Linked DNA regions of Homo sapiens: region 1 is linked to region 2. The links are chromatin loops, found by intact Hi-C in ENCODE. Cell type or tissue: Caco-2. All regions are shown on one strand. Each heading gives the region's core, and the rest is flanking DNA. Links, peaks and the distances in the headings are about the cores only.

The links. Hi-C counts contacts between places; a loop is a spot of excess contacts. Peaks named below come from ENCODE experiments on the same cell type or tissue, not always from the same donor. Only the 100,000 strongest peaks of a DNase experiment are listed, where the experiment ranks them.
Region 1: a loop joins it to region 2, with 23 times the contacts of the local background. A loop is called at or near these places in 8 of 110 quality-filtered maps.

What each region holds. Positions count from the first base shown.
Region 1 is chr13:61,682,718-61,688,108 of GRCh38, reverse strand. No RefSeq gene overlaps it. Among named protein-coding and RNA genes, the nearest start is that of LINC02339, 260 kb to the right of the region's middle. In Caco-2, for the core only: no CTCF peak of the experiment used is centred there; a DNase peak (open chromatin) is centred at 2,318.
Region 2 is chr13:61,283,758-61,289,148 of GRCh38, reverse strand. No RefSeq gene overlaps it. Among named protein-coding and RNA genes, the nearest start is that of MIR3169, 87 kb to the right of the region's middle. RefSeq lists an enhancer at 3,972-4,473. In Caco-2, for the core only: a CTCF peak has its summit at 2,767 (motif pointing left); a DNase peak (open chromatin) is centred at 2,828.

The DNA.
Region 1 (5,391 bases), core at 70-5,069, 400 kb before region 2:
CTTAAATTTCTTAAAACTGATTTTGTGGCCTAATATATGGTTCATTTTGGTGAATATTTTATACGTATTTAAGAAGAAATTTGTATTCTGCTCTTGTTGGATAAGATGGTTGGTTTATGTCTTTTAGACCAATTTGGTTTAAAGTGTAGTCCAAGTCCACAGTTTCCTTGATGGCTAATTTAGCCACTGTTAAAAGTGGGGTACTGAAATTCCCAACTATTATTGCATTATTGTCTATCTCTCCTTTGTGATCTATTAAGATTTGCTTCATATAATTAGGTACTCTGATATTGGGTGCAAATATTTTATAATTGTTATATTCTGCTAATGAATTGACTGACCCTTTATTGTTATAACATTACCCTTTATGCCTCTTTCTACCATTTTTGAATTAAAGCTTAGTTTGTCTGATAAGTATAACTACCCTAACTACCCCTATTCTTTTTGGGGTTCATTTTTATATCTATTTTATATCTATTTATTTATATCTATTTTCCAACCCTTCAGTTTTAGTCTAGCTGTGTCACTAAAGCTGAAGTGAATCATGAATCCTTCATAGGGCATATAAAATTGAGGCTTGTTTTTTGTTGTTGTTTGTTCTTACCATTTGGCCACTCTGTCTTTTGATTGAAGAATTTAAACCCTTTTATATTAAGGAAATTATTTATAGGTAAGTCCTTACTACTGCTATTTTGTTTATAGTTTTCTGGTTGTTTTGTTGATCTTTTGTTCCTTTCTTTCTATGTCTTCCTCTATGGTTTAATGATTTTCTGTAATATGTTTGATTTCTTTGTCTTTATCTTTTATCTATGTTGGATAGATTTTTGCTTTTTGGGTTACCATGAGGCTTACATAAATCATTTATATATGTAACAAGCTATTTTAGGCTGTTAAGTTTGATCATATATAAAAACTCTAAACTTTTACTCCCCAACATACATTTTATGTCACAATTTATAAATTTTTATATTGTTTATCCACTAAGAAGTTATTGCAGCTACAGTAATTTTTAATACTGTTCTACATTTTAACCTTTATACTGGAGATATACATGATTTATACACTACTATTTCAATATTAAAGTATTCTAAAATTTGACTATGTACTTACTATTACCACTGAGCTTATACTTTTATATTTTCATGTTACTAATTAGCTTCCTTTTGTTTCAGCTTGAAGATCTCCCTTTAGCATTTCTCATAAAGCAGGTCTAGTAGGGTAAACTCCCTGAGCTTTTATTGTCTAGAAAAGTCTTTATCTCTCTTTCATTTCTGAACAACAGCTATGCAGTTTGTGATATTATCGGTTGGCATGTTTTTTTTTTTTTTATTAGTACTTTGAATGTATCGTCCTTATCTGCCTTTGCACTGAAAAATTTCTGCTGAGAAATCCTCTGGTAACCTTATGGTTATTCATATATATGGAACAATCATTTTTCTCTGTTGCATTCACAATTCTTTGTCTTTAATTTTTGATAGTTTAATTATAATATGCCTCGGTGTAGTCTTCATTGGCTTGATTATGATTAGAAAAATTTTAGCTTTCTATATCTCTATATTTATATCTTTCCCCAGATTTGAAATTTTTTTAATTACTATTTTTTAAAGAAGCTTTCAATCCCTTTCTCTCTTTCTTCTGCTTCTCGAGATGTGAAAGTTAGCTTTCTTGATGCTGTCCCATATATCTCATAGGGTTTCTTTACCCCTTTTTATTTTATTTCTTCTTTCTCCTTTGATTATATATTTTCAAATAAATTGTCTTTGAATTCAAAGATTCTTTCTTCTGGTTGATTAGTTTCACTGATGACAGTCTTTATTACATTTTTCATTTAACTCATTATTTTCAGCTCTAAAATTTGTTTGGTTCTTTATTAAAAAAAAATTAACCTGTTAAATTTTTCATTTTATTCGTTTACTGTTTCCTGGATGTCATTAAATTGTTTCCCTGTGCCCTCTTAGAGTTCACTGAGCTTCCTGAAAATAATTATTTTAAACTTTTTGTGAGACAATTTGAAGGTTTCAATTTTGTGGTGGGGAGGGCGGGGTCATTCACTAGGAAATTATTGTGTTCTTTTGGTGGTATATTCCCTTAGTTTTTCATATTTTTTTGCCTTGCCTTGATGTTGCGCATATGATAGAGCAGTCACTTCTTCCAGACTTTACATACTCTTTTCAGTGGGCAAAGATCTTCCCCTATGAGTGGGCTTGAGAGTGCTGGCTGTAAGCAGTGCAGCAGTTTAGGTTCTAGTGAGGACACGGAAGCATAGTTCTTATGCAGTTCTGTCAGCTGAGGTCACTGTTGGCTAAGATTGCAGGGATCCTCAGCAGCAAAGTGTTTAGGTATCCCTGGTGGCAGCAAAGGCAGTTGAGGTTTAAAATGGCAAAGGTTGCTAGGGTGCTCCTGCTACCTTTTTCTGCCACTGGAGAAGTCATGACCAAGGGGATCCCTTTTGGCACTGAAACCAACTTCTGGGCACGTTTGCAGTGGCAGCAGCATCATCATTGTCTGCTTCATGGTGCCAGTGAAGTGGCCATGGAGCCAAGGTCTGAAGCACAGGCACATGGGGATGAACCAAGGCTCCAGAGTCTGGGTGGTGGTGGCACCAGTGCCTGGGGCACAGGTCTTCCTGTTGCTACTTTGGTAATGATGTCCAAGGCATAGTGCTTGTGGAACAACCAAGAGGTTGTGTTCTGAAACATGGGCATACCCAGAGCTACAGAAGATCTGAGGTCTCTGATGTATTCTAACTTGCAGCAGCAGTGACTTTGGTGTTCCGCAAGTGGGCACAGCATGCCAGCAGCCATGGAGCTGGGATCTGGAGTGTGGATATGCAAGAAGCTATGTGAGTATGAGTCTGAGGTCTTGAGAAACTAGCTTGCTGTGGCAGTGGCTCTGATATCAGAGATGTGAGCACTCATGGAGCACCTGTGGAGCCAGCGTGCATTGTGCAAGTGTACACAGGAATAAAGTCCTGTAACCCGGGCTCCAAGATTGAGGGTGGAGCTACACTAGAGCAGCAGTGACTTCTGTGTCTGAGGTGTGAATGCATGTGATATGACCACAGAGTGGGGTCCCAGAACACAGGCAAATGTGGAGCAGCCATGAAGCCTGGTTCTGAGGTATGGCCATGCATGGAGCAACCATGGTTTCAGGGTATGGGGGCAGTGTTGGGAAGGGTGGCAAAACAGTGTCTTCTTCATGGGAGGGTGGTGGGAAGCAACTGCATCTCTGTTTCCTGGTGGTTTGTGATGAGGATGGTTGTTGGTTACCTCAGTGGCAAAAGCTGATGATGTCCTCTATTAAGCAGACCACTGTGGACTTCAGTGGCTATCTCCATGTGGCTGATATTGATAACCTCCATACTTTTTCTTTGTTCCTAGACATTTCCACACATCTCATGTCTGCCAGTCTTTCCAGCCACCATTTCTGTGCAGTGATTCTGGGCTTTTTTGCTCCGTAATGTTGCAACCAGTTCTTAAATGGACCCTTTATTTCTCCCAAGATTATTATCGTTCATGGATAATTACATATTTGTTATTTTGGGGGCAATATGTCTTGTATTATCTACTCCACCATCTTGCTCGTTGTTTTTTTCTTTTTCTTTTAGAGATGGGGTCTCGCTCTGTCATCTAGACTGGAGTACAGTGGTGCGATCATAGCTCACTGTAACCTCAGACTCCAAGGCTCAAGGGATCCTGCCACGTCAGGCTCCTGAGTATCTTTGACTACTGGTGTGTGCTACCATCCCTGGCTAATTTATTAAACTATTATAGAAACAGAGTCTCATCATGTTGCCCACACTGGTCTTGAACTCCTGGCCTCAAGTGACTCTCCTGCCTTGGCCTCCCAAAATGCTGGGATTATAGGCATGAGCTGCTGTGCCTGGCCAGAGTTTCTAATTCTTCATATGACACACAATTTTTCTTGCTGGCATGACTACAACATCAATGACCCTTAAATCTGCCAGGCAAATGTATTGTGTTTCTTGAATCTTTTCACTTATTTACTTACATTGATGACTGCCTTATACCTTATCCTTTTTCCTCAAACCTTCATCATGTCTAACCTTATCTGCAATCTTAGTATCCATATAGCTTTCTGACTGAGAGAATAAAAAGGAAAACCAAAAGACAATTTTTAGTTTGATCACTCACCTACCCATATCAGTGTGCATGCTCTGTTTCCCCTCCTAGTACTCCAGGGCTTACACTGTTCATAGCCTTGGCCAAGACTAATCCCTCCATTTTGCAGTAAATTGTTTTTACCCTTGAATAATCGAGAACATTTCCCCCAGAAATTCTGCTTATTTTATAAAAATTATTGGTTTTTCTCTCTTCACTGGATCATCTCTATGAAAATACAATGTATTATTTTTTTCTGTATTATATTTTTCTCTTGGCCTTTGTATTAGTCCATCTTTACACTGCTAAAGACATACACAAGACTGGGTAATTTACAAAAAAAAAAAAAAAAAAAGAGGTGTAATTGTACTCACCATTCCACATGGCTGGGGAGGACTCACAATCATGGCAGAAGGGAAGGAGGAGCAAATCACATTTTACAATGGCAGCAGGAAAAAAGAGAGCTTGTGTAAAGAAACTCATGTTTTTAAAACCATCAGATCTCATGAGACTCGTTCACTCTCACGAGAACAGCACAGGAAAGACCCACCACCATAATTCTGGCACCTCCCACTGGATTCTTCCCATTACATTTGGGAATTGTGGAAGTTACAAATCAAGATGAGATTTGGGTGGGGACACAGCCAAACTATATTATTCCACCCCAAATATCATGTCCTCACATTTCAAAACCAATCATGCCTTCCAAAGAGTACGCTAAAGTCTTAAATTATTTCACCATTAACTCAAAAGTCCACAGTCCAAACTCTATCTCAGACAAAGCAAGTCCCTTCCACCTATGAGCCTATAAAATCAAAAGTAAGTTAGTTACTTCCTAGATACAATGGGAGTATAGGCATTGGGTAAATGTAGCCATTCCAAATGGGAGAAATTGGGCAAAACCAAAGGGCTATAGGTCCCATGTAAGTCTGAAACCCAGCAGGGCAGTCAAGTCTTAAAGCTTCAAAATTTTCTCCTTTGATTCCATGTCTCACAGCCAGGTCATGCTGATGCAAGTAGGAGTTCCCATGGTCTTGGATAGCTCTGCCCCATAGCTTTGCAAGGTACAGCCTCCTTCCTGGCTGCTTTCACAGACTGGCATTGAGTGTCTGTGGCTTTTCCAGTTGCATGGTGCAACCTGTCACTGGATCTACCATTCTGGGGTCTGGAGGATGGTGGCCCTCTTCTCACAGCTTCACTAGGCAGGGCCCCAGTAGAAATTCTGTGTGGGGGTTCCAACCCCACATTTCCCTACCACACTGCCCTTGCA
Region 2 (5,391 bases), core at 328-5,327:
TTTATTACATTTTAGTCATATCGATATTTTCAGTAAATACATCTAAGAATAGTTTATGTCTATCAAACTGAAAGAGTAAATGAAGTCACCTCTGTAGACCACTGTAGACTTGAGCCAAGTCTGCTCTTGGATTGGCTCCCAGAGCTGACATTGATTTCAGTAGCAGTTGCATGCAGAAATCTCAGCAATGAAATTAGCTGATGGACAGGATGTTATTACAAAGAGCGAATCTGTAAAATGTTTCAAATATCAGTAACAGCCAAAAGGGAAAAAAAAGGCAGTTAATCAAATGTCAAAGCAACATCATGTAGAGCCAGTTTTGTCTGTAAAAAAGTACATTTGGTTCTTTGTGACTGAATCAAACTTCATCATCTCAAGACTAAAATATGTGACCTTCTACATTTCAAAGTAGAGGCTTCCATTAAATAACAAATCATTATAATCTGTAAAAAAAGAATCGATGAGGAAAACACACATATTTATGTGGTCTGGGAAAAAATGAAACAATAGAAAAGAAAATATATGAAATATAAGAAAAAGTAGCATTTAGATTCCAATAAATATCTATAGTTCAGAAACACAACCAGAGAAATCCCTCAAACTGTGAATCTGATGATATTACCTCCAGTGGTGGAATTCTTTAGTGGCCTGTCATTTCTTTCACAGGAGACTTAAAGTATCTTAGCATGAAACCCAAGATTATCCATGGCTTGGCTCCCACCTCACTCTACAGCCTATCTCTTCCATGCTTCTCCATGCTCATACCCTTTCCTTCAGACCCACAAACTGTCTTCAGTCCCACATGCTTCCCCACATCTAAGGCCCTTTATATAAACCATTCATCTCTACCAGAGGCTCCTTCTTGAAGCTTATAATTAACTGAGCATACTGCTGTGCTGGCCCAGCAGAGTTGCTTTTAGTGAATCCTGATTCTGGGAAGACTCAGGAAGCTATTGCAAAAAGTGTTAGCATTTTAATATTAATAAAAGCTTTTAAACCATACCCTATTTAAATGAGTTGTCTAAAAATTGTAATGGCTAGGAGATGTGAGGCAATCCATTATTAACATCAGGAATTTTGTGTATCACAAAAGCCTGAGCCTTGAAGTATAATTAACAGAACAGAATTAACTCTCATCATTGAAAAAGAAATCAAATGTAATATTAGAACTTGAAAATGTCTAAAAACAACTGTAACTGGTGAATAGCATTAGCACCGGAAAGCCAGAGACACTTAAAAATGGTGACGACAACCCTTTAAAACAGTAGCAAACAAATGGAACCATCTGTTTCCAGAAACTGAATTTATCCATAGGTGTTCCAGGTCTTTGCAGAATCATCAGTGAATCAAGCACATAATATAATATACCTATTTGCAATTAGAAAATATATAAATTAGAAGGTACATTTTGAAATAGTCATGTATTCAAAATCACTTGTTAATGAGGCATCTGTGAAGGAGTTCTGTTATCCTCAAATATCCAAGTATCTCAGAACCAGATATTATGAGAAATGTTCCACAGTATGTCATAACTGTAAAAGAAATCCACAATTATAATAAGATAATCCATAAAAGCAATAATATATTGTATTTACTGTGACATGGTTTGGCTGTGTGTCTCCACCCAAATCTCATGTCTAATTGTAATACCCATGTGTCAGAAGGAGCCTAGTGGGAGGTGATTGGATCATGGTGGCAGATATCCCCCTTGCTGTTTTCGTAATAATGAGTGAGTTCTCACGAGATCTGATGGTTTAAAAGTGTGGCACTTCCCATTTTGCTTTCTCTGTCTCTCCTGCCACCATGTAAGACGGGCCCTGCTTCTCCTTTGCCTTTGGCCAGGATTGTAAGGTTCCTCCCCAGCCATGTGAAATTGTGAGTCAATTAAACCTATTTTCTTTGTAAATGACCCAGTCTCAGGTAGTTCTTCATAGCAGTGTGGAAATGGAGTAATAAATATTATGAATGGATATTTTATAAATATCTATCTCAGAGGAGGCTGAGAGACTGTTACTTGACCCCAGTGGCCAAGTGGTTAAGTGGTAGGTAGAATCAACTTTTGAGTCTCCATTATTTGACTTTAAAGTCCATATTTTTAGTAAAATATTCCATGGATATTACTAAAGAAAAAGAAAAAAACCTCCCACATTCATTCTATTATCTGCAAAAAATAATACTTGTGGAAGAAGAAAAATTATGTGGTTTTTCTAAGGTTCAAATGCTCTCATATCTTCAGTCATATTTGAGCAAACTGGCCCAATGGGAGATGAACCATAGATGTATTCCTAGCATTTTCAGATGTCATTTCCTATCATTTAAAAAATCTATACTTTTCTACTAGACTTAATTTATCTTTATACTCTGGTCAGCCCATGCAGTGCCTTGTACATACTTAGTCATACAATCCCTGAACTTCAAATTTAGGTATAGCATAAAAATTTTTCTTATAACTAACTACTAAAGAATTATTGTTGCCTAGACAAAATTTATCTCCCATTTTTTCTTCCTTTTGGGTCACTGGGCTTCATTGGCTGGAACATGAGGACGACAGTAAAAGTGGGTAGAATTCACCTATTCTCTGTGCAAGGAAATCTCATAGCATGCCTAGCTCTAGGGAAATCCCACTACTTTTTCTTGTAATTATTTCAGCAATTCAGATGTTAGAGAATTATTACATGACATGACTATTATTCACCCATAGGGGACACAGTCAGATAATAAGACATTTTCTCCCATATTTAAAGGATAGATCTCTCTCCTTTTAGGTATGAACAAAGGCCTTTTGCCCCTATGGCTGCTGGCTGCCATCTTGTGGCCACAATAGAAGTTGATCTAAAGGCTAAGGCAACACAGTGGGCCAGAGTCAAGGGGCTCCACGAAGAAACAGAGATGGAGACTTGAACTCACCAGCTGATTGAGTCTATCCTACGTCTTGCTATGTACTACAATGTTTCCTTATTCATAGAGTTGGTTTGAATCACAGGATCTGTCGCTTATATTTGAGAGCACCTAATTTATATAAGATATATAATTTGGTTAATGAAATAAAAGCTGCATATCAGAATGTACATCTTACCTAAAATGTAGGTCCAATTCGGGAAATGTCACCCCAAAATGTGATGCTTCAGTGTGCTGATCACTTTGAACTGAAGGCACTTGGGAAAACAGTGGATTCAGGCAGAGGCTTTTTCTCAGCTCCTCTAATCTGCATAAAGATGGATCCTCCAAATGAATCTTACATGTCATAAATCCCCTTCTCAGGAATTCTTCCAACCACGAAAGACTGACTTAAATGGCTGGAGAGGAGCCTAGAGGCCAATACTAACCCAGTAAGGCTGTCCTCTCTTCTTAGGGCTGCTCATTGACTACTTTTGTTACGTGGGAGACTTTTTTCTGCATAACAAGACCACCTTTATTCACCATACATTTCCTTGCCTCACCTTCCCATAACTTGTGTTGCCCCAAGAAGCCCCAATTTCCTATTCCTTTCTTTAGCTCAGGATGCAATTATATGAGCTTCAATATTCTGACCCTTCTTTGAGTCTCAGATTTTGCGGAACTCTTGTGCATATATATATGATTAAATGTGGTTTATTTCCTTAATCTGTTTTATGTCAATTTAACTCATAGGCCAGCCAAGGAACGTAGAAGAGTGGAGGGAAGCTATTCTTCACTTGCTTAGACATTCAAGAAAAACATATTCAAATAAAAGTTGTATCATATCTATCAGTCCTGGTCCAATAGTTTCATATAAGCATAATATTGAACTTAATTAAAATTATTTAGAAAAATAGGCATAGTGATACTTTGAATAGCATCGTACCAAAACAGTATTTATTTTTAATTTGTCAAAAGGACAGATTGTGTTACTATTGGCTTAAAGTCATTCAATGGAACCACATTGCACTTAAAAATTCTCTCTTCTAATCAAGGCTCAGTCTAAACTCTCGATTAATTTGGCTTCCAGTGTAAGGATTCATAAGGCCATAAAGTCTTACACTTCAGGCTTCAGTGCAAATGTCACCTCGTCTGAGAAGTTTTATCCTTCCACTGTATCTAAATCCATGTCTTCCTTTCCAGCATTTATCACCTTGTTCACTTCCTTCATAACTCTTATCACTAGCCTGAATGTATTTTGCTTACTTGTTCCTTTACTAATTTATCTCTGTCTACACTTGTGAGATTATTGATTCCATTCTGCTTGAATGGAATCCATTGTTACCTGGGAGACTTTTCTCTGCATAACAAAACCACCTTTATTCACCATACATTTCCTTGCCTAACCTTCCCATAACTTGTGTTGCCCCAAGAAGCCCCAATTTCCTATTCCTTTCTTTAGCTCAGGATGCAATTATATAAGCTTCAATATTCTGGCCCTTCTTTGAGTCTCAGATTTTGTGGAACTCTTGTGCATATAGATATGATTAGATGTGGTTTATTTCCTTAATCTGTTTTATGACAGGGTTCCTGCTTCTCATCCTCAGCATTAAATTCCCAGCAAATAGAACTGGCTCCCAGTAGGCAATCGAGTATTTGTTTAATAAATGAGTGAATGACTAAATACACGAAAGTCCTCTAAAACACCAAGGTTTTCTCAGTTTTGTTTCATAGTACTCTGAATAATATATGGAATATATTTTTCTATTCAAATCATATGAAAAGTAGTGTTCAATTGAGTTTAACAGGCCAGTCTTAAATACATTTGCATGAAATATCCTCCTTCATCTTAACACTTTACTATTTTTTTCCACTTTGTACATTGGTTAGATTATCTCTTTTGAGTGATCAAGAAATATTTAGATAGCTGTGATGAGGGAGGGAAGGAGAACGAGACCTGGACTTTTACAGTGCAGGGCTTCTAAATGACCTACTCTATCTTCTATTCCAATAGAAAAATTGGTCCCCAAAAACGTTTCCTTGATGAATAGCATGGCAATTTCAAAGTTGTGAGTTTTTTCTCTGTTTACATGACCTTAAATTGCAGTGAAATCCACAAGCATTTAAAAGTACAAAGACTGCAAGGCCCTTTCTGACACTCATTTCATGTCTACAATTACCCAAACTCAAAACACATGTGAATAATACTGAATAGAAATACTTCAATACAATTTTTTTCTTTTTAAATAAAATGAAAAGACCTAGGCAGTAGTCTGTACTCTGTTTTTCCACAACTTGAATTTAGATTGACAATATAAAATACCTTTTTTCATCACAGATTTAACAGAAACTATGCCTGATTCTTAAATTCTGATATTCCTGTTTTTGTATCATAGGTAAGGGAAATTGTTTGATAAGCCACTTATATTGTTAGCACTATATTCAGCTATGAACACTGTATTCACTTATATTGTTAGCACTGTATTTTATTTTCTGTGTTCTAATGCTTTGACA